7 separate regions of the Homo sapiens genome follow, and all the other regions are linked to region 6. The links are chromatin contacts, found by Hi-C or POLR2A ChIA-PET in ENCODE. All regions are on one chromosome and are shown on one strand. Each heading gives the region's core, a stretch centred on a gene start or an enhancer-like site at or near the end of the contact. The rest is flanking DNA. Distances are from core to core; before and after follow the strand shown.

Region 1 (3,032 bases), core at 492-2,991, 780 kb before region 6:
AGCTCAGGAAAAGGGAAAGTGGAAGCCAGTGATAGAAACTGAGGAAAGATAGGTGACAGGAGAACCTAGAGGACTGACTTGGAAACAAGCAAAGAAATCAAGTTTGAAAGGAGGTGAAACAAACCTTGTTTTAGCTATATGATCCAGCTATTTGCTTAGGCCCCAAATTTAAGAATTATTTTTGACACTTTTCTTTTCCTTATCTCCCTTATCTAAACTCATCTCCAAGTCTGTCACATCTACCTCAGAATTATTCCTGAAATTTGTCCATTTCTATCATTTCTTACCTGCTCATTGCAAAAGCAACTCTTCTCTTTGCATCCTTTTAAATTGTTTCTCAAAAGTTTCATGTATACACAGCAGCTAGCAGGGTGATGTTATAAAACTAGATCCTGTCACTTACGTGTTGATAACTCTTCACTAGTTTCCCCTTACACTTCGAATAAACTCGTATTCCTCACAGGAACCCAGAGAGTCTGTGCATGATGGGGACTCTCCTTGCCTTCTTGATCTCATCCTCTGTTCTTCCCATGACCTACTTTCTCACTTTCTCCAAGGCACCACATTCTGCCCCTTCCCTATTGCTTGCTCACATGTAGATTCTTCTCTTGGCTGTTCTTTCCTTAGCTCTCCACAGAGTTGGCTGCTTCTCAGTTTACTGAACCTCTTCAGAGGGCACTTTCTTGACATCTCAAATCAAAAGGTCACCTGTCTTCCTTTAATTTCTCAGCAACTTATTTTCCTTCTACTTTTTTTTTTTTTTTTGAGATGGAGTCTCGCTGTCGCCCAGGTTGGAGTGCAGTGGCGCGATCTCGGCTCACTGCAGGCTCCGCCCCCCGGGGTTCCCGCCATTCTCCTGCCTCAGCCTCCCGAGTAGCTGGGACTACAGGCGCCCACCACCTCGCCCGGCTAATTTTTTGTATTTTTAGTAGAGACGGGGTTTCACCGTGTTAGCCAGGATGGTCTCGATCTCCTGACTTTGTGATCCGCCTGCCTCGGCCTCCCAAAGTGCTGGGATTACAAGCGTGAGCCACCGCGCCCGGCCTTTCCTTCTACATTTAATGTTTGCTTTCTCAACTAGAAAGTAATCCCCATGAGGGAAGGCACAGCGTCTGTCTTGTTCCTGGTTGTTTCCCCAGCTTTTGTTAAGGGTGCTTGCCTGGCACACAGGAGGACCTTAAATTGTGGTGGAATTAATATGTGAACAATAGTCACATGCAGCAGAGGTGAGACTAGGCTAAGGAATAAAATTGCACATCTGTATTTCAGTAACTTTTTTTAAATTTTATTTGAAACAGGGTCTTGCTCTGTGGCTCAGGGTGGAGTGTAGTGGCACGTTCATAGCTCATTGCAGCCTCGAACTCCTGGACCTAAGCAATCCTCCTGCCTCAGCCTCCATAGTAGCTGGACCACAGGTGCACGCCACCACACTCGGCTAATTTTTTAATTTTTTTGTAGAGACGGGGCCTCCCCAGGTTGCCCAGGCTGGTGATTTTTTTCTTAAGCTTCATAAAGATTTTGCAATTAGGAATACTAGGGTACCAGGGCAACTCTACAAGCCCTAGCCAGCCAAGCTGCTCGCGCCCTCCTATGACCGCGGCAGCTCCGCGCCTGCGCAGATCTCCCCCGGGCGGTCTCGCCCTCTCATCCTAAGGGGGCGGGCCTAGCGGAAGGCGGGTCAGGCAGAATGCGGCCCCGGGCGCGTGTGGATGACGTCACCCGGCGCGTGCCGGGGTAGCCCGTAGTAACCCCGAGTCTGCGGAAGTGGTGACCCGTGGGACGCGGCTGAGACAGGTAACCTGTTCGCTCCCTGTTGGGTCCCTGCCTTCCTCTCCTCCGGCGTCGGGATGGCGGCGGGGACAGCATCATTCCGTTCTGAAGGCGACGGGGAACCCTCCCTTACCCTCACTTTTGCTCGACCAGCGAGGACCCGCATCCCCTCCTCAGTTCTCCCAGACTCCTGGGGCTGAAACCCATCCTGGGGACTGGGCGGAGCGGTCACATCTTACCACCTCAGCTGTAGAGGTGGCCACGGGCTCTGGCTGTCTTCTCCCCGGCGGCACAGACCTTTCTCAGCCTCTGGGTGCCTCCTCCTTCGTCTCTTGCCTCCAGGCCCTCGGTCACCTGCCGGTCTCGGCTTCTAGCCCCACAGGGCTCATCTCCAGTCTTAAGTAGGCAGAACAGTTTCGATTCGATTCATTTCCACTTGCAGTGAAACCCATCCGCCTCTTCTTCCCCCGGAGGATCTTTACTGAGAGCACCACATTTTGAGTTTTGGGGTCCCTATAGAACATTCATACTGTTAGTCTGGAGTTTTGTTCATGAACGCATGCATGGGCGGGGAGGGGGTGGCACAGTAATGTGATTATGATTATCTATTGTGATAATAAAATATCCACTTAGGATCCAATCCACTGTTGAGATGCATGGAACAGTTAATAGCATTGCATAAAATGCCCCTTGTACCTGATTTCTTTTTGGTTTTCGTGCAATGATGACAATTACCCTTGCAAAGGTAGCCCTCAAAATAAGTAACATAACCCGCTAGGGATGTTTAGATCGCAAAAAAACAACAATAAGGTTCATATGGTTGATAAAGAAATAATATGGGTTATTACAAAACCAGACAGAATAGATGCTGAGTATATGGGACGAGAAGCAGAATTCTGAAATCCTTGATCTCATTGATTGTTTGGTTTTGTATTTTTAAAATACTTTTAGTCTGTTCCATTTTTGAATAGTGTATATTGTGCTTCGTATAAGTCTGGGAAGCCTTCCAATGACTTGCTAATTGGGAAGATTAGATTCTTCCAATATTTGGGGGACAAAGTAGAATAAGGTTAGGGTATAATAATAGTTGCTTACTGTTGGCCCATCTGCTTTATCCCAGGTACTGTGTTCAACACTTTGCATATGTTTTCTCCTTACTTCATACAACCACCTCGTGAGTTAGGAATTATTACCCCCAATTTATAGAGAAGGAAATTGAGTTTCGGTTATATGAAATTGACTTGCTAAAAATTCACAGTTAA
Region 2 (3,101 bases), core at 141-2,640, 940 kb after region 6:
TCATGTCTTCTCATGGAACAAAGACCAGGGAACAGAAGGGGGGGAGATCCCTTCTCAATCCCTTGTTAGGTGCAAGAAAAACTTTCCCAGAATACTTCTCAGATCTGTTCTGCCCGATTTGCCCCACAGCCTATTCCTAAGCCAATTACTGGCAAGGAATTGGAATCAGGTGCAATGAATAATGTATGATTAATCAAGTTTGAGGCTGGAAGGGGCCCTCTTCCCCTGGGGAATATGATGCCTGAACAAAATACAGGCTCTGGAAAAATGTAAGAGGGAAAGAACGGCTGTAGGATAGGCAGCCAAGCGTGTCTCCACCGCTGCCTATGCAAAGATTTCCTGGAGGAAGTCCAGTCCGGCGTTCTCTAAGCTCCAGGCCTCAACTGAATATCTCAAAAGAAAACAAATATCCAAACCTCAACGTGTCCCAGACTGAATTAATGATTCCCGTTAAAGTAGTGTCTTCCAGTGGTAACTAATACTATCATTCAGATGCTGGAGCCAGGAAAATAAGAGTCACCGTATCTTCTTCTCCCTCATCACCACCTCTAGCGCATCACCAAGTCTTTGAATCCATCTACTCTCTTCGCCTCCACCGCCACCATCCTAATCCCAGTCACTATCAACTCTTCCCTGGAGCTTTGCAACAATCATGTTTGGCTTCCCAGCATCCATTTGTATTTCCCTCCAAACTATTAGTTCACAGTGCAGGTAGGGTGGCCTTTTCAAACCCAAATCTGCTCATGCTCAAAACTTGCTTCCCACTGCTCTTAGAATAGAGACCACTTTGAGCTTGAATAGGCTGTGCACATCCCACCTCAAGACTGCTGCACTTGCTGTTCCTCCTCCAACCCCTTGTCACCCCTCTCCCTCGGCTTAACTGTCATTTCCCAATTAGGTCAGATCCCTTTGCTGCAGCCCGTAGAGAGCTCTGCGCCTGTCCTTCAGGGCACTTTTTCTCCATCTACAGACTCAGATCTGTGACAACACGGAGCTAGTATTTCCTACAACATAATGCCTGGCACACGGTAAGTGCGCAATATGTAGCTGTTGCACGGCTAAATGTATACATAAGCTTCAAAGCAGAGTGGCCCATAGCAAATACGGTCGCAGTCCCGGGAGAAAGCACACACAGCCGAGACCCCACCGCTTCGTCGGCGCCGCCTGGACCAGCCAGTAGCTCCGCCCCTGGGCCCCGCCCCTCCCTGCTGAGCGAACGGGGCGGGGCCCAGAGGTCGCGTGACGTGACAGCAGCCGGTCGGTGATTGGGTCTCCAGGCGCGCCGTGTCGGAAAGGGGGCGCACCCGCGCGCGCTGACTGGCTGTCTGGCGCAGCGGGGCGGACGGCGGCGGCGCCGCGGGGGCGGGCGCCGGTAGGGGCCGGACAGGGTAGGGCCCGGAGGGCGGTGGCGGCGGAGCGGGCGGCATGGGTCCTGGCCGCCGGCTTCGCTGAGACGCGCTCGCGTGGGCTGCCCTCCCGGGCCCGCAGTGGTCGCGGCGGCATGAAGGGCGCTCTGGGGAGTCCCGTGGCTGCCGCTGGCGCCGCGATGCAGGAGAGTTTCGGCTGCGTGGTGGCCAACCGCTTCCATCAGCTGCTGGACGACGAGTCGGACCCGTTCGACATCCTGCGCGAGGCCGAGCGCCGGCGCCAGCAGCAGCTGCAGCGCAAGAGGCGCGACGAGGCGGCGGCGGCGGCCGGGGCCGGTCCCCGCGGCGGCAGGAGCCCAGCCGGGGCCTCGGGCCACAGAGCCGGCGCGGGCGGCCGGAGGGAGTCGCAGAAGGAGCGCAAGAGCCTCCCGGCGCCCGTCGCTCAGCGGCCCGATAGCCCCGGGGGCGGCCTGCAGGCGCCGGGTACGCGGGGACAGCGGGGTTAGCGGACCACGGCTCGGCCCGCTGTGAGACTGGGGTCCCGGGGGCCGGTTTCAGGAGGAGGGGCCCGGGAACAGTAGGGAGAGTTGAGGGTCCTGGTGGCCGCCGAAGGTAGGAGGAGAGGGGCAGGGGTCACACCCCTTCCAGCTCTCGCCAGCCTCGTGCGGGGCTCCGGGGGAAACGCTGGCTTGGGGTGGGATAGGGCCCTCGAACCCTGGCACTGAGGCTCTACGGCAAGTTGGACGAAGTTGAGGGAGGTTGTCTGGGTGGCGTGTGGGGGCGAACGGCTGAGGTCGCTACCCCGGGGCTCCCACATCCAGACCTGGCGGGGACCTTCATCTTCCAGCCCAGCCTCTGCAAGATTGAGGTCGGAGCCACCCGAGAGCGCGGTGGGGAGGAGGAGGGCGCCTGGTCCCGGGGCTGGGGGCCTCTGTGATGCCGGAGGCCTGGGCGACCGCGGGGCGGCCTGTGACGTCGGGGCCCGGGCGGGGGTCCCCGGCGCGGTCCGGCCTGGCGCCTTCGCCCCTTCTCCGTCCGGTAGCTTCCAGGAGGCAGCCGGCATCGTATTTCAGTACTTCGTGTGGTGTTGATGGGATGTGCAACTTATAAATAGCTCAAGGCTGCTTTAAGAAAAGCGTTTTTAACCTTTCCAGCAAGAATATTCGGAGTTCCCCACTCCCTATTTAGCAAGAAAAACCGGTGCGCAGCGTGGTGTCCTGCTGCCTGTGGACGGGGAGGGTGCTTCAGAGTTCATTCTCTCACCGAACTGCGTCAGTGGCAGAGCCAGCAACACTCCACCTGTGTTTCCTGTTTTCTTGAAATGAGGCAGCGGTCCCAAGGTTTGCAGAGTGTTAGGATTAAGATGTGTAGGTTGACCATTCCTGCCGACGTTTGCCAGTGTGTTCAACTTGGCTTTATTGGTTTGTTCCTTGCTTGATAAAAATTGTGCATCGCAGCCCTGAGGAAACGTCTCAGGTTTAAGTATTAGGGCTTTGATGTGCAGCTGGGTAATGTTTACCTTTATTTGTGAAAAGCTAAATCCAGAGTCATCACTTGAGAATCAAGTCACTACAATAAAGATGTTGAAAATGATTTTTAAAAAAATGTTATTTACTATCTCACGACACTTTGGTAGGCCAGTAAATTTCTGAGCCTATCTAAACAGTGAGACTGGAGATACATTGTGCATTTTATATCCTGTTTTTTATCTTTTTCTCTTAAACTTATTTACAT
Region 3 (3,184 bases), core at 622-3,121, 850 kb before region 6:
AATCCAGCCACTTTGATGGCAACTGCTATGGCCCTAGTCCTGTACTATAAAGCAGATCATCTGAGAACAAGAGAGCTCACCCAATGTCCATTTCACCTTGAATAAAATCTGGAGGCTGTGGCTCTGCTTACCCTCAACAGTCAGCTAGGGGCACTTCTCCAATGACACACCCCATGTCCTTAGACTTCCTCAGTGGCTCAATGTCTAACATGAGGAAGCGAGAACATGGACATCCCAACGCTTGTGTAATTGTAACGACTGTCTGCAAAGCACTTCAGTGTTCCCAAATGGAAAGATTCCCCGGAAGTAGAAAGAGCTATTATTGTCCATTATGAGCATTCTTTCTAGAATCTTCTTCTTTCTACCCTCAACTGTGGCTTTTTAGACTAGCAGACATCTGCCAAAAGCCACTAACCCAGAGACACTGATTCTATCAAACAGCACAGTGGGACAGTCACTCTCCCAACTTTCTTTCTTTTTCTTTTTTCTTTTTTTTTTTGAGACAGAGTTTCGCTCTTGTTGCCCAGGCTGGCGTGCAATAGTGCAATCTCGGTTCACCGCAACCTCCACCTCCTGGGTTCAAGCGATTCTCCTGCCTCAGCCTCCCGAGTAGCTGGGATTACAGGCATGTGCCACCGTATCCAGCTAATTTTTGTATTTTTGGGAGAGACAGGGTTTCTCCATGTTGGTCAGGCTTGTCTCAAATTCCCCACCTCGGGTGATCCACCCACCTCAGCCTCCCAAAGTGCTGGGATTACTGTCATGAGCCACCAGGCCCGGCCCCCAACTTTCTTAATAATTAAATCCAATCTCTTGCTAGACAGACTTTTTTGTTGTAGTGCCAAGGCTGCTTGAAATTTTCATTTTGCTGTCTAATTTGCATAAACTTGTAATCAATAAGTTTTTGCCCTATACTTGGCCCCTACTCCTACCGTAGTAAAATATTCGATGCATATTTTTCATGGAAATATTGAAGAAACATACATTCTCAGACAAGAAACATCAAATGTGGCCATTGCTTTTGTACCACTCAATATGCAACTCAGACTGGTTGAAATTTAGACCAAATGGTAACATCCAGAAGAAGATAGGACCACAGAGCTAAGGAGGGCTGCAGTGGGCTGAATATGGTGCCACTGCCCACAGTGTCCACCCAGAATCTGGGATGGTGGCCTTATTTGGGAAATGGGGTCTTTGAAGATGTAATCAAGTGAAGGCTGTTGCCATGTGATCATCCTGAATTACCCAGGTGAGCCCTAAACCCAATTACAAGTGTCCTCACAAGAGAAAGGCAGAGAGAGATTTGAAACACACAGAGCAGAAGGTGATGTGGAGGTGGGACAGAGACCCAGCGAAGCAGCCACATGCTGAGGAGCGCCTGGAGCTGGAGGAGGCAGGAGAGGACTCGTCCTGAGCCGTCAGAGGAAGGACAGCCCTGCCGCCACCTTCATTTCAGACTCGGCTTCCAGAACCGCAGGAGGACACAGTTCTGTGGCTATGAACCACCCGATTTGTGGTGCTTGGTTATGGCAGCCACAGGAAATGAATACAGAAACTATTCAAATCCCCTGGTTGAATTCCTTTATTTTACAGATGAGAAAAATAACAGCATTCGCAAGCGACACACAGTTTATGAAATGTTTTCACAGAGTGACCATGTTCAGTCTTCATAGCAATTCTGTGAGGTGGTAGTTTCTGCCTGTTAAAAGGAAAACTGAGGCAAACTACATTTAACAGAGTTTAATTGAGCAAAGAATGATATGGGAATCAGGCAGCCCCCTGACCAGAAGAGGTTCAGAGCGTCTCTGGTGCTGCCGTGTGGTGAGAGTCTTTACGGGCAGAGAACGGAAAGTGAAGCACAGAAAACAGAAGTGAGGCAGAGAAACAGCCTGATTGGCTACAGCTCAGCGTTGGCCTTACTCGAACACAGTTGGAAGACTTGGCCACCTGTGAGTGGTTGAAGTATGGTTGCTTGTCACAAGAGTAGGTTACAGCCCCTTTCACATCCAGTTAAGTGACAGTTCCCTTTGTGCAGAGAAGCCTTTAGCCACACAGGTCCCAAATGTAACATAACATTTGTTACACTTAAAATAAGTAAGGAGGCAGCTGTAGGCTAAATTTAACATGCCTGGGAGGAGGGAACTGAAGCTCAAACCAGAAGCAGCAGATAGATGGGTCTGCAAATTTCATGCGTTTTCCACCAGATCTCTGCCTGTGGCTCAGAGAGGTGTGGCAGCACAGCTACCTCACACAGCTGCTGAGAAACAGGCTTGGATACAGGTCTTTTTTTTCTCCCCACTTTTGCTTCAGATCTCTACCCAGGTATAACGAGCTGCATCTCAAGGTCAGAACGACTGAACAATAAAGAGGTTGGTTCAACAGATGACCTCAAAACTCATAACCTACATCCCGAAGCTAAAGAAAAACTTACGTCTCCAAAAAGAGGTGTAGTTAGCTGCAGGTTATTTGAATGAGCAGCACATGCTGTGCATTTGCTTTAAGATTCTCCAAACACGCAGAAAGCCAAGCTAATCCTCAGCGCTCCCATGCCAATCTGGTGTGGGGACCCTCCACTCCAGGCTGCCTTGTAGAATGCCTTATTGATGTGCGGCAAGGGGCACCCCATGAAAGTCCCAACAGCTCTGAAGGTAATGAGCAAATAATCCAGTTGAGCAAGCAATCAAAGAACAATAACAATTGTCTTGTGACAATACCCCCCAGTTTGTAATTAGTTAGCTTAAATTAGTTTAAATTCACTTCATTTGGAAGATTTTGCCTCTGAGGCAGGCCAAGGCTCTCTTTCAGAGGCCAATTAGATTAAATTAGAAGTGGCACATTAGCTGGGGAGACTTCATTCATTTTGGGTTTTTGCAGCCTTAATTATGATGCAGACACAGCTGGAGTCATCCTTTGGAGGGTTTTCTTGCTTCAGCAGGCACTGGAGGCGACTGGATTCCTGGGAGAGGTGCTTTCAGTGGCGTGTGTGGCCAACCAAGCCACCCAAGGCTACTTTGTCACCAGATTCTGCTCTTGGCCCATTCCCCCAGCTGCTGTGGGAGAGTCACAGGAAGTGAGGAATCCTAAGAAGATCTTCCTTTTTCAAAACAGCTTCATCAAGGTGCAATTAACAGACAAGAAACTGCACACACTGAAAATACACACTTTGGTATGTTTTCACATGTCT
Region 4 (2,955 bases), core at 4-2,503, 700 kb before region 6:
ACCCTTCATCCCACTGGGAAAATTGAGGGGAAAAAAATGACTATAGTGTGGCCGATGACAGGTGACAGATTGTTTGAGCTTTTCCCCACCTGTTCTATACCAGATAATCTTGATAATTTGGTTATTGTTTATTTATTCTTGCAATAAATATTTATCAAGCGTATACTGTGTGCCAGATAGTACTTACGATGCAAAGCCTACAAGGGTGAACGAGATAGAGGAGGCCTCTGTCCTTATGAAATGGACATTCTAGTCAGGGGAGAAAATTAGTGTACGTGAAACAAGTAATTAAGATGTATGCTATGAAGAAAATAAAATCAAGTAAGTGTCACAGTGGGAGAATCAATAGCATCGTTAGGGTGAGAGGGAAAAGCTTCCTTAAAGGGTGACATTTGGGCTAAGACTGAAGAATAAAAAGGAATCAGCTTTGTGACCATCTGGTGGAAAAGCACTCCGGTCCACAGGCCTCAAGGTGGGAACCACTCTCATGGGTTGGAGGAGTAGAATGAAGGCCAGGATGGTGGCAGGTCAGTGAGGTCTTAAAATGGCTTTCCTTAGCCCCGTTCTTAGTGAGCTTGGGTGCCAGGAGCAAGTGAGTCACTAAGAAATGGCAAGATTAAGTCAGGTCCATCATTCTAGGCAGACGGGTTATGGGAAGAGATCAAATTTTTTTTTTTTTTTCTTGGGACCGTAGATACCTATACCATCTCCCGACTGGCTAATGAGAACCTGATTGGCTTAGCAGCTGCTGTTCTTGAGCAGAATTCTCCATGGCTGAAGCTATCAGAACACCTGGCACCCAGACGGGCAACCGTCCCTTTGTAGAGAAGGGAGAAGTCTCAGATCACCACGTTTTCTTCCCCTGGCAGCTGTTGATTGATTCTTTGCAAGGGTTTTTGACATCGTTGGTCACAGAGAGGGAAGCTGTGTCTCATCCTAGTTTTATTTGCTCATCCTAGTTTGAAAGGTTTTTTGTTTTTTGTTTTTTGTTTTTTTTTTTAAAAAAAGCAACAACAACTGAATGAAAATAGGATTGACAATTAAAGACCATAGAAAAAATTATCAATTATTAAAATCTTCACAACATGCTTCACTATGAGGAAAAACTATAAAGCTCCCTATTACACAAGGCTTATTCTTAAAAGGTTTGATTGTGCAATAAAAGACTTCTGAATGTTTATACTAGTTCCTGACTATTGCATGCACAATTTTCTTAAGTACCTCAATTTGCAAATAAACGGTATGCACGTACATGCCCAAGAATGAATGTAACCAGCCTTTTCCTCCACTCCCTCCTCCCGGGTTAGACAGGGTGTTGTCCTGTTTATTCTTATCTCCCAGCCAATGTGTAATAGAATAAGCAAAACATAACATGCTGGTACAAAGGGCCTGTTGTTTTCAGCTTTCTAATTATGCTCCTTTCTGCTGGGGAAGGAAGCAGTCATAAATTTCTGTCATTATCTTAAGTAGCAAGGTTTCACAGCTTTGAGAATTTTTCTTTGTTTGTTCTTTGTTGGCTTTACTTGAATTTTTGATCCCTCAAACCAAAACCACCCTACTTTTAAACAATCCTTCTTTAGATTTCAGGGGATGTGACCCCCTGATTTCAAGGCAAGATGCAGCCATAGTGATTCTTTGCCTCAGGAATCAGATTTTGAGCCTTAAATTAGTATGCCTTTGAATTCACCATGGCTGCCAACTTCTCTACTTTCTCCGATGTGCTGCATATTTTTGTTTTGTGTGTGGGTTTTGTTTCTTGTTATTGTTGTCGTTTCTTTCTCAGATTTTAATAAATTCTCAATTTTCTTTCTGCATGGATTGTTTTTTAAAAAGATGTTGAATGGGCATTTCTTTCCCCTGTTGTGTGGTATAACTCTTCTCTGCTTTTTCAAACAGGTGGGTGTGAATGATAGAAAGCAGCTCATACCATCCTTTTTTTCTGTAAAATTTTAATCCCTTGTTTACTGGCAACCCTGCTGTTGCTGTAGAGATGAACAAACAGAATGAGTTGTGAGCTGTGAGGCACATGCAAGGTGATTTATGCCCATGTGTGCTTCCCCTTTGTTGCTTTCTTTGTGTTCACTTTCTCCATTTTCTCTTTTATTTCAATTATCCTTCTTGAGAAAATTATTTGACTTTATTTGCGTCCTATGTTATAGGTAGGGGCTTTCCCCTTCTAATGTGTTCTGGTTCTTTCATTTTTGTGTTCCTGAAATAGTAACTGGTATTCATAAAGTGATGTTCTTCTGGGACCCTGAAAGCCCTTGGCCAGGATTATTTTGTTCGTCTTGACAATACCACTTTGTACTAAGCAAGGTAGGTAGTGAGAATGTGTGTGTATGTTCCATTTTTTACAGAGCGGGTATTAAGAGGATATATAATGTCCCAAAGTCACTTAGAAGCAGGAAGTCAGGGAGACAAGTAAAATGGCCTCATCTTGTGATGGCTGTCAAGAGTCTGGTGGTCCAGACTTAGGCAAGGCTGATGTGTAACTGTTTCTAAGGCAGTGAGTGCTTGATTTAGGGTCTCCACACAGAAACCATACTGACCCTGTGAGTGAAGATATCATTGAAGATCAGCATTCACTGTGGGCTGGCTTTGAGGCAGCCATAGAATCTGGATACCAGGCAAATTCCTGGATCACATGAGTTCTTGGGGGCCAGGCTCTCTCTCTTCTGTTGGAGCAACAGGCAGAGTGAACTCACAGCTTTTGGGTTAACTAGAATCTTCTTTTTGCCATTAAACAGCTGTGTTGCTTGTCAGATCGAGAAGTAGCATCTTATCATCATTATACCATGATTCTTCACCCTCTGAAAGATTATGCTTAAGTGTTTGGTTTTCTTTGAACTGTTCTCCCCACACAAAGACTGACAGTCCTACCTTCAGAGAACACTGCTGGGGCCATCCTTCAAGAGAAATTGTCAGGCCTTTGAAAGGCCTTCCTGAAGCAATCAT
Region 5 (2,938 bases), core at 49-2,548, 710 kb after region 6:
GGGTGCACCAGGAAGAACCCAGCACCGCCCCTGGGATTCCGAACAGTCTGATCCTGAGGGAACGTCAGACAAGCCCAAGTTCAGGGACTTCCTACAAGATAACTGGTCCATATGCTCAAAAATTGTCCAAGTCATGAAAAAATGAAGAAAATCTGAGAAAGTGTTCCAGATTAGAGGAGACTAAAGAGACGCAATAACTAACCCAAGGTGTGATTCAGCAAAGGCCCATTCATGGGCCTCGGGGAAATATGATGAGGGTCTGTGGAGGATAACACAACTATATCAATGTTAATTTCCTGATTCAGTCACAAGCCTGTGGTTATTTTGAGGGGAAATATAAACCAAGGCATTTATAGGGCATCAATGTGGGTGAAGGGTGCATGTGAACTCTTTGCATAATTTTTAAACTGCTTTTAGAAGCTTCAAATTATTTCAAAATAAAAAGTTAGAAAAGAAAAATGGCCATTAACTTTATAATCAGAAAAAAAAATGTTTTAGGACAAAAATATGTCTCTGGTCATAGCCTGTGCTGTGAATCCATGGAGTAGATTCTTGCTGTCAGCAAAGTTCCCAACAGCTGGAGAAGAACAAGGAACAAAAGCCGAGCTGCCCTCCTGAGCTCCCAGGGTCCCAGACACAAAGCTGGCCTCTCAGGCTTTACTGAAAGATAAGTGCTGATAAGGCCTGCGGGTCATCTTCGTCTACGCGGGCCCCCCAGCTCGCTGAGAGGGGCCCGCCCTTCCAGAGCTCAGCCAGACATAAGCCAGAGCAGAGCGTGTTTCTTTTCAGCTGAAAGCTGCAGCTGGTGCATCCACCCTGGGTATGAGCAGACTCGCAGCAGGGTGCCCACCAGAGTGGGGACCTGCAGATGCCCCTGCCCAGAGACGCCGGGAGGCCACAGCCCAGGTCTTCCGGATGGAGACAGAACTTCAGCATTCCGTTTGGATCAGTCCAGAAGAAAAAAAAAAAAAAAAAAAAAAAACAAGCAAAATCTCACTATCACTGCTACTAAAACAAGATAAGCTACAAAAACAACTAATGCAACTACTGGCTTACACCCAAGTCTCACCAAGTTCCCCATAATAACCAAATTCCCCGTAAGAACGGCCACAAGGGTGACCACACTGACTAGTTGTCCTAGCCTGGTTGACCACACTGACTAGTTGTCCCAGCGAAGTGTTGCTGGAAACATTGTCAAGGTAAGGTTTGTGCCTGGTCCCTCTTGAGGCCAGGGCTGGAGGTGGGCCCCTCCGTGCGAGCTGGCCGACTGGCAGACCTGGTTGCATCTGGGCAAAAAAAGGCCATCATCGCCATAGATGCTGGAAGCTGCTCTCTCGCCCACTTTAACTGTGGGGGCCTCGGCCCCCCGTTTTTTAACTACTGGAAGACGTAGCCCTGAGTCCAACCTCTTCCACGCCTGGCGACGCTGCTAAGAACGCGGAGCAGGGCTGGAGGGCTCAGCGCCGGCGGGCTCAGCGCCGGTGGGGGCAGGGCGCGGGTCCGGGAGCGGGCGCGGAGGCACGGAGCCACACTGCCCCCTGGCGGCCATCCCCTGCCCCGCCGGCACCGCCTCCGTGAGGCGGAAGGTTGAATGTCACCACTGCGTTGCTGAATTCCGGCTCAAGATTATTAGTGCGGGGGCATCGGGTCCATCCAGGGGAGGAGAACGTTCCTAATGCGGAGTCACAAGCCCTACCTTTAAGGTCTGGCTCTGGAACTCTGGGCAAGTTGCTTAAATTCTCTGTTCTCAGCTGCGAAAGGAGGAAAATAATTAAAGCCTGTGTTGTAAAGACCTCACTAGGCAATGTGTGCTCTACAGGCTTTCCCTGCCCCTGACGCAAAGACACACGCACAGAAAGCAAGATCATGAGGGATAGATTTTTTTTTTTTTTTTTGACAGAGTCTCGCTCTGTCGCCAGGCTGGAGTGCAGTGGCTCGATCTTGGCTCACTGCAACCTCCACCTCCTGGGTTCAAGCGGGTCTCCTGCCTCAGCCTCCCGAGTAGCTGGGACTACAGGCGCTCACCACCACGCCTGGCTAATTTTTGTATTTTTAATAGAGATGAGGTTTCACCATGTTGGCCGGGCTGGTCTCGATTTCTTGACCTCGTGATCCTCCCGCTTCGGCCTCCCAAAGTGGTTGGATAGGCTTCAGCCACCACGCCCGACCGAGGGTTAGATTTTAACCCAAACACTGTCCCTTCTAATGTTCTCCGCTGCCGCCCAGTGCAGCTCCCAACGCTGACCCGGGTTTCTGGGGTGGAAGCAGCAGAGGCGCCCCCACCCCCACTCCCGCGCTCCACCGAGCCGGAGGGCAGCCCAGGGGCAGCAGCCCCACAGTGGGGCCTGAACAGCGTCCGCGGACCCGACCCGCGCTGCGGCCGCGCTGCCCCGCTCCTCTGGGCGCCTCCCCGAGGGCCTCGCTCGTCTGACCCGCAGTACTCTCCGCCCTGCTCCTCGTGCCTTTGGTGGGCGCGTGGCTTCCGGCCTGCGGAGGCTGTGCCTCCTCGCCAAGGAGCCGTTCACAGCCGCGCGTTCGAAAACCCAGCCGCCGGCCGCGCGTCCTGGAGAAGGGGCACGGTCAACTCGCACGCCCTAAGGGCCGGGCCACCGGGGTCACTGCCCGGCCTGCGGGGGCCGTGCCTGGGGCGTAGGAGCAGCGCTCCTCCGCAGGCGCTATGCATGCCTGCGCCCTCCTGCAGGATGGGCCACGAGCCCAACTGCCAGGCGATCGGCCGAGACCCAGAAGGGTGAGAGGGGGAAGCCGCACCCTCTTCGTGGGTGCGATGCTGTGAACGTCTTCCTTCAAGGAAAGAGCTGCTTCTGGATTTTCCTTGAACTCCAGGAGGTGCTAAGAAAGCTTCGTGACTGTGGCAGATGCGGCTCAGCGGCCCCTCCCAACCCGCCCGCGCCAGTTGGGAAAGTGACTCCCCCGCTCC
Region 6 (3,309 bases), core at 774-3,273:
TCGGAAGAGGGCAGCCACATGGATCTTTCCCTCCTCTCCCTTCCTTTCTGGTTAAACGTAAAAAACAGCCGAGTGCAAAGGGAAGGGCTCAGGCCGGCGCAGGCTGCTCCCCGGCGCGGCATTTCCCCGGCGCTGGCCGCGGCCCCGGCGGGCCCCCGTCTGGGTGCTCGCCTTCCCTGGATTCCACACATTTCAGCGAGCCTCGTAAACACAATGAACCCGGCAGCTCCGCAGACTCGCACCGCGAATTTAAGGTGGCAATTTGTTTACAACTTTTCCTCCCCCGACCAGGCCCTAAGGAGAGGCGGCTCAAAACCTGGAAAACGGGGGGGATATCTTTTTCCGAGAATAATTTTTTAAGGGAGCAGAGATTTCATGCTCAACAAAACCAAAACTGGCTGCCAAAAAAGGAAACCACCTTTATTTCGGCTCCCTCCCCCCTTCCTCTCTCCGCCTCTCTCCACTCCGCCTCCCCCTCCAAGATGTTAAGAAATGTGGCAGCCGTACAGGAGTTTAGGCTGCAAATAGGGGCAGGGGCGCAGGAGGAAGAAGTTCAGGGCAGGGGGCACGGGGCAGGACAGTGCCGCGGCCGCCCTTGAGGTGGTCCGCCGTGGACGGCTTTCCAGTGCTCCGGAAAAGGCACACCAGGGAGGGCGTGTGTATACACACACACACACGCACACACACACACCTCCACCCCCTGCGGACCTCAGACAGCCCTTTCCTCCCAGGACCAGAGGGAGGGTTTGAATTTTTCAATCCCCATTTGTCTGCTGCTTTTCCTGGAGAGGTGTGAGTGAGTGTGTGTGTGTGTGTGAGAGAGAGAGGAAGAGAGTGTGTGTGTTTGTGTGTGGCGGGGGCGATCCCAAAGAGTTAGAGGAGGGAAGAGAAAGTGGGAGGAGAGAGTCTGAAATGCACCTTGGAAATCTGCTCCAGAGCGAAGGCGGCGTCGCAGTAGCTGGGCCGGTGCAGATAGTCCCGGTCCGGCGCGGCAGCACGGCGCAGCCCCCCCGTCCGTCTGCGCCTCCCGCCTCCAGCCGGCCGTCCCGGGGCACCGATACAGCCGCTGCCGCCGCCGCCGCGGTCCTGGGGCTCGGCGGCGTTACCAGCCGAGGCCATGTTGCCGCCGCCGCCGCCGCCGCCGCGGGGACGGAGGCTTCCCGGGCGGCCCGGCGCGCTGCTGCCGCTGCTGCGGGCTCCTGGCGCGCCTGGGCGCTCGGCTTGCGAGGACGCTGCTGGCCGCAGGCTGCTCGGGCTCGGGCTCCGGTTGACAGACCAGCCGCTGCTGCTGCTCACACGGCGGGCGCTGCTGCCGCTGCGGCCGCGGCCGCTGCCGGGGAGTCAGACCCTGCGCCTTCCATTGCCACATTGCGCGGGGGTCCCGAGGTCTCTGCGGCCGCCGCTGCCCACATCCAGTTCGCGGAAGAGCGAGAGCCGGCGCGCCGAGCGAGCCTGTCCTTCGGGCGCTTCCGCGGCACTCCTTGCGGTCCCCAACTCCCCCTACCCGCCCCCCGCCCCGCGCCGCGACCCCTTCACTGCAGAAAGAGCCAGCGAATCCCCGCTGCTCCCGCCGGCCGCGCTGGCTCTCTCGGCGCCTCCCGGGTCGCCCGAGCGGCCGCGGAGGGCAAGCGCAGAGCCGCCGCCGCCGCGGGGTCCGAGGGTGCCCGGCGGGTCTCAGCGCTGCCGGGCCCGGGCAGCCGCAGCTGCCGCTGCTCCCGCGGTGGCTGCTGCTGGCGGTGGCGGCTCCAGGAGCTGCTGCTCGGGCTGCTCGGGCTCTGGCTGCTGGGTTCGCGGTGGCTGCTCGGTCCCGGACTCTGCTTTCTTGTGCTCCTCGGCAACCCGCTGGACCATTCTGTCCCCGTGCAGCGCGCCTCTCTCGCTCCCGGGACCTGGGGACTCCGCTCTGTGTGTGTGCAGCGGGCAGCGGCCGCAGCAGCTCCTTGATTCAATAGATGAGATGGAAGAAGAAAAAAAAGAACTCTCTCCATTTGGAGAAAGAAGAGGAGGAGGGGAGGGGAGGGGGTGGAGGGGGAGAGAGCGAGCGAAAGAGAAAAAGGCTGGAGCTCCCGCCCCCGGGGCTGTCAGATGGCTTGGGTTTCTGCGACGCGATTGGCTCGCGGAGGGCAGAAATTACTCAGCAAACATGACTATTATTAGCTGCTTAGCAACAGCTCACCAAAGTAGAGAGACCACCCAGGTAGGCAACCCAGTGTGTGCATCCTCGGCTTCGGGGCAGCCTCTGAGAGCGCCAACCTTCTCGCATGCAATACTTCCATTAAGGAATGCTCCCCCTCCTTTCTCTCTTATTCCTTTTCTTTTCAACAGTGTCTTCTTTTTGTGGGATGCCTTTGCGCGCACACACGCGCGCGCACGCACACACACGAACATTTGCCTCGCGGTAGACACGGGGGGAAATGTAATATTTTTTTAAGCGCTTAAACAATTTCTGAAATTCCTCAAAGAAAAGCCTTTCAGAGGCACCTTGGCCTCAAGCTGCAGCAAATACTGGGAGGTCCGGCTCGCATTCCCAGGCCTGCACCAATAATGACAGCGTGCTGGATAGTGCGCCAGTGTGTGCCAGATTTTTTTTTCCTCTTCTCTTTTCTTTTATAACTAAAGGGAAGACTTAGGCTCTTGCAGGGAACAACGCCTCGCATTAAGATAAACAGAATGGAAAGTTAAAGAGGAAAGCAAGGACGTTGGGAAAAGCCATCTTTCTTAAAATCCGTCTGCCCCCCAGCCGCTTTCTCCCCCCAACTTAAAAAAAAAAAAAACACAGTCTTGGTTTGAAGGAGTCAGTGTTCTATAAACGTGGAATCCAGACACCGAAGCAGTCTTGTAGAGGCAGAGGCGTTTTTATTTGAATCTCGAATGTGACATAAGTAAAAGAGAAACAACAGAATCTTTTTTTACAACTTAGAGAAACGGAATTGTTTCCTTGAGAGAGTAAAGTTTTCCTGATTATTTTGGGTTCATTTGTACACCCCTTTTTATTAACCAGATGTTTATATAGTCAGTATTTTTTTTTACAAAACTCGGTATGCATGTTATATTTAATAATAGTATGACGTAGGAGATTATAAATGCCCCGATGCTGGATTCATTGAAAACAAACTGTGCGCGGATCGCGAGGATTCGTCCCGACACCGCGTCCAGTGTCACCAAGGCATCCCGGGGATTCGCTTCCCGCGGAGGGGGAAAACACGCGACCCTTTGAGGTGGATTCTGGAGCCAGACACGTCTACACAACTAGGCTTTTTATTTAAAAAAATTTTTGTTTTCGGAAAGTGGAATGTGTTTTTCTTACGT
Region 7 (3,318 bases), core at 121-2,620, 650 kb before region 6:
AATGACAGGCACTATTATACTCAAGTTTTCTGTAAACTAATTGATAAATAAATTCAGCAGACACTTATTTAGGGCGTCCTATGTACTGAACACTAAATTCTTCGGCTACAGTGATGAACAAATAGAGACAGTCCCTGTCTTCAAGGGGCTTATAGTCTGGTTGGGGAGATAGATAGTTATTAAACAAATATTCTCAAAAATGGAGTACGACAAACTGGTCAGTCCTGTGTGGGAGGAATGCAGGGTTAGAGGAAACACTCCTGGCAGGGCCTTGGGGCAGGTGCCTCTGAGGCAGTGATGTAGAAGCTGAAACCTGAAGGGCAGTGGAACGTGAGCCAGGCCAGGAGTAGGAAGAAGGGCATATTATACAGGAGGACAGGCTGTGATTGGAAGCAACTTGGAACTTTGGAGGACCCGAAAGAAGTGTTCATGGAATTTAGTGACCTATGGGAAGATTGGCGTGAAATGAGATTGGCAGCATCATAAGGGCGTCAGACCAAGCAGGGCCTCATATAAATCTGAGCTTCATTCTGAGCGTATTGGGAAGCCCAGCAGGTTTAAGCAGTGGCAAGGGTGGGGACGGGGTGGGCAGGTCGTGACCTGGCTTATGTTTTGACAAGATTGCTCAGGTTTCTGGTTCTAGAATGAAGCGACAGGAGTAGTGGCAGTGGAATGGTGAGATGAGATGATGTGTGGCCGCAATCCAGGCAGGAGATGAAGGTGGCTTAGACCTGGGTGGAGAGGGTGCTGGTGGGGAAAATTGGAGAGTTCCAAGATATGCTCTGGAGAATGCAGGACTTGAGAGTTTTATATGGGGAGATGATGAGGAAGAGGGAGATGTCAAGGGTGACTCCCGAGTTTCTGGCAGAAGCCGCTGGATGGATGGGTGCTCCATTGACTAATGTGGGGAGGACAGGAAGAGGAGCAGATTAGGAGAAAAGATTCTGAGTTCTCTGTACATGTCAGGTTTAAGAAGCCACTTAGCACAGTGCCTGACACAGAGCACACCATAAATAGTAGATTTTAGTAGCTTCTAATTCTGTCCATTTCAAAGTCATAATTGACCGTTGAGTCAGGAGACTTGGGTTCTAGCTCTGGCTAGTCCATGTTAGATAAATAAACCTCTTAGGGCATCAGTGTCCTCATCTACAAATTGGGGGCAGTCAGATTCGGTGCTTTTTGCGGTTTCTTTCAGCTTCAGTGTGCTGACAATGCTATGAGATTCTTTGGTCTTGACCACCTGGAATCCACTGTGGCCAGCTGGATCTGCTTCAGAGGGGCTGATGAACCAGAACTCTGCATATGGATGGCAGTTTCTGGTGGAAGCTGACGTACGGGGAGCTCTGGCCAAGGCAAATTGTGGCTCTCGAGGAGGCTTCATGACGAAGGGGAAGGATGTGGTTTGAGGGCAGCAGCAGCAGCTGCTGTCACCAAACAAGCATGAAATCCACTGAGCTTCAGATGACATTGCAACTGAGGATGGCTGTTTATTAATTGGCAAATTAATATGATGTGGGGGCATATGGAGAAATGGTGATGGGCAGAAAAGAAGATGAAGAGAGAAACATATACTGGTTCTTTCCTGTGTATTCATCTGTTACTGACACAGAGTCATCATTAGTGCCACAATGAGTATCAGGGATGGGTCATCTCCAGTTGAACTCCCTTAATTTACAGATTAAGCAACCAAGGTCAACAACGACTTCCATGACAACAGAGCCAAGCTGGCACTCAGGTCTCTTCACACCTGGCCTGTGCTTTCCTGCTCCACCAGGCTGCCAGGGGTGGTTCCCATGAGCTGTTTTAGGCCCATTTTTGGAAAAAGAGTCATTTGGTTTCATTTGTCTTAGACTAGATCCCAGAGATGTTATTTACTGTTCCCAACCCCCGATATAAAACCACTGAATGTGCAGGCCCTCTCATCAGCCAGTGCTTGACGAGTAGTACACCTGGTGCAGCCTGGATTCCACAGCCATCCTCCCTGTAACTGCATGGGTCGGGTCCTCCGTGCTTCTGTAGGACCTGCTCTTCTGAAGCACGTTCTGCGAGTGAAGGCTGCACTACGTCTTTCATGAGGCTAGACGGTGCTCTTCTTGTCCTCAGAGTTGTTTGTTGTTTGGTTGGATTTTAAAAACTCAACAACGGCTTTGTTTATGAAAAGCAGCTTACTAGGAAAGTTGCTTCATCCTGTGATCGTGGCTAGTTTGTGAGTGATTAAATTCCCTGGCCTCCTCTTTGGAAGCAATGACCAGTCATTCTGTTGGTTTATTACTATTTCACAACATAGGAAGCAGAGCACACCACCTCTACCTAACAGTTTAACTTGAAACACCTCATCAGAGTATGTGAGTGAGACTTCACATGTGCCTGTTGCATAGTAAAAAGGACGTTTCTTTCAAAGTCACTGGGCTGGCTGAGCAGGACCCCCACAGAAAAACAGTGTTCTTGGGCCTCAGGCATACCTCAGGGCGATGCTCAGGGATGTCTGAGCAATGTCAAGCCTGTTAGATGCATGGCAGGGAGGATCTGGAGCACAGATTGATCTCTCAGATGTGGGGTGAATGGGGAGGTAAATCATCCTTTAAAGGGACTCTTTTTCAAGGCTGAGAAACCATGTCCTGAGAAAAGGGAGGGCTCTGTTTCCAGAGGCCACACGTCTGGTTGACCTCCTTCCAGTCTCCTTGAACATGCTCTGTTCATTACTGAAACAGCGGTTTGCCTGCGACTGGTCCCCACCCTTGAGGATGCTCAGCCAGTTTCCACTGCATCTCCAGGTTCTGCCCCTCCTGCAAGGCCCACCTTAAGGGCCAGCGCCTCCCTGGAACCTTCTCCCAGAGTCTCCGTCCTCCCTGTTTTTGGTTTCTGGATTCCATCCCCACTTGCAATCACACTGCACAGTTTTGCACTTTGTTGCCTCATGTTGTTTCCTCTGGGTGGATGTGTTGGGAGAGAGGATAGGTGGTGCGTGTTTGTCCTTTCTCAGTGGCAAACTCACTAACTTCCTAAGGACAAGAACTCCGTCTTGGACTTCTTTATATTCTCTCATAGTGTTAGGCTTAATTCTCGGGACAAAGTATATGCGCACAAATACTTGATCATTCACTAGAAAAGAGTTTCAGTGTGTTCGTCGAGTAATAGGTTTAAAAAGACACACATAAAGTCTACATGGACTTGTTTTCCAAATTATTTTCAAAAGCATAATGGCAAGATTTAATTTGGTTGTGCGTGACAGAACACTTGAAATAATGACTTAGGTAAGACAGAAGTTTCCTTCTTTCCCCATATGAAACAAGGGCACAGGTAGAGAGGCCAGGGTGG

What was found. A loop is a pair of places that touch in the nucleus more often than their neighbours do. ChIA-PET counts read pairs that join two places held with the same protein, here RNA polymerase II (POLR2A). Pooled maps may share reads with other maps.
Region 1: a loop to region 6 is called in a map of CD8-positive, alpha-beta T cell, with 8 times the contacts of the local background. The contact joins the promoter of AOPEP here to the promoter of PTCH1 in region 6. A Hi-C loop is called at or near these places in 4 of 168 maps with a recorded cell type or tissue (CD4-positive, alpha-beta T cell, CD8-positive, alpha-beta T cell and naive thymus-derived CD4-positive, alpha-beta T cell), 7 of 37 single-sample maps with no recorded cell type and 18 of 50 pooled maps. POLR2A ChIA-PET finds 5 or more read pairs at or near these places in 2 of 52 experiments (PC-9 and Panc1).
Region 2: a map of naive thymus-derived CD4-positive, alpha-beta T cell shows a loop between it and region 6 (3-fold over the local background). The contact joins the promoter of HABP4 here to the promoter of PTCH1 in region 6. A Hi-C loop is called at or near these places in 1 of 168 maps with a recorded cell type or tissue (naive thymus-derived CD4-positive, alpha-beta T cell) and 4 of 50 pooled maps.
Region 3: a loop to region 6 is called in a pooled map, with 5 times the contacts of the local background. The contact joins the enhancer-like site here to the promoter of PTCH1 in region 6. A Hi-C loop is called at or near these places in 2 of 37 single-sample maps with no recorded cell type and 10 of 50 pooled maps. POLR2A ChIA-PET finds 5 or more read pairs at or near these places in 1 of 52 experiments (HCT116).
Region 4: a pooled map shows a loop between it and region 6 (6-fold over the local background). The contact joins the enhancer-like site here to the promoter of PTCH1 in region 6. A Hi-C loop is called at or near these places in 2 of 37 single-sample maps with no recorded cell type and 3 of 50 pooled maps.
Region 5: a loop to region 6 is called in a map of heart right ventricle, with 15 times the contacts of the local background. The contact joins the enhancer-like site here to the promoter of PTCH1 in region 6. A Hi-C loop is called at or near these places in 34 of 168 maps with a recorded cell type or tissue (A673, CD4-positive, alpha-beta T cell, CD8-positive, alpha-beta T cell and 23 more), 33 of 37 single-sample maps with no recorded cell type and 40 of 50 pooled maps. POLR2A ChIA-PET finds 5 or more read pairs at or near these places in 6 of 52 experiments (A549, HEK293, HepG2 and 3 more).
Region 7: a map of naive thymus-derived CD4-positive, alpha-beta T cell shows a loop between it and region 6 (7-fold over the local background). The contact joins the enhancer-like site here to the promoter of PTCH1 in region 6. A Hi-C loop is called at or near these places in 1 of 168 maps with a recorded cell type or tissue (naive thymus-derived CD4-positive, alpha-beta T cell), 3 of 37 single-sample maps with no recorded cell type and 11 of 50 pooled maps.

Annotation. Positions count from the first base shown.
Region 1 is chr9:94,724,958-94,727,989 of GRCh38, forward strand. It overlaps AOPEP (aminopeptidase O (putative)), which reads left to right and starts at 1,742. Exons shown (of 17, transcript NM_001193329.3): 1 at 1,742-1,794. RefSeq lists enhancers at 1,354-1,523, 1,469-2,011, 1,534-2,013.
Region 2 is chr9:96,448,779-96,451,879 of GRCh38, forward strand. It overlaps HABP4 (hyaluronan binding protein 4), which reads left to right and starts at 1,391. Exons shown (of 8, transcript NM_014282.4): 1 at 1,391-1,850. The coding sequence starts at 1,502. RefSeq lists an enhancer at 809-888 and silencers at 1,169-1,708, 1,719-1,778, 1,859-1,908.
Region 3 is chr9:94,654,505-94,657,688 of GRCh38, forward strand. No RefSeq gene overlaps it. Among named protein-coding and RNA genes, the nearest start is that of FBP1, 17 kb to the left of the region's middle. Within about 2 kb of position 1,872, at least 9 of the 41 ENCODE cell types and tissues checked have a DNase peak (open chromatin) inside an H3K27ac peak, as active enhancers do.
Region 4 is chr9:94,804,503-94,807,457 of GRCh38, forward strand. All of the region lies in intron 5 of AOPEP (aminopeptidase O (putative)), which reads left to right. Among named protein-coding and RNA genes, the nearest start is that of MIR2278, 4.0 kb to the right of the region's middle. Within about 2 kb of position 1,254, at least 11 of the 41 ENCODE cell types and tissues checked have a DNase peak (open chromatin) inside an H3K27ac peak, as active enhancers do.
Region 5 is chr9:96,216,798-96,219,735 of GRCh38, forward strand. No RefSeq gene overlaps it. Among named protein-coding and RNA genes, the nearest start is that of HSD17B3-AS1, 28 kb to the right of the region's middle. RefSeq lists an enhancer at 1,212-1,431 and a silencer at 1,442-1,651. Within about 2 kb of position 1,299, at least 19 of the 41 ENCODE cell types and tissues checked have a DNase peak (open chromatin) inside an H3K27ac peak, as active enhancers do; they include dorsolateral prefrontal cortex, heart right ventricle, ovary and 3 more, where a contact is called at or near this core.
Region 6 is chr9:95,507,243-95,510,551 of GRCh38, forward strand. PTCH1 (patched 1) reads right to left here and starts at 2,024. Exons shown (of 24, transcript NM_000264.5): 1 at 919-2,024. The coding sequence starts at 1,119. RefSeq lists enhancers at 1-338, 1,924-2,473 and silencers at 130-179, 960-1,279.
Region 7 is chr9:94,859,826-94,863,143 of GRCh38, forward strand. All of the region lies in intron 5 of AOPEP (aminopeptidase O (putative)), which reads left to right. Among named protein-coding and RNA genes, the nearest start is that of MIR2278, 52 kb to the left of the region's middle. RefSeq lists an enhancer at 1,363-1,412. Within about 2 kb of position 1,371, at least 16 of the 41 ENCODE cell types and tissues checked have a DNase peak (open chromatin) inside an H3K27ac peak, as active enhancers do.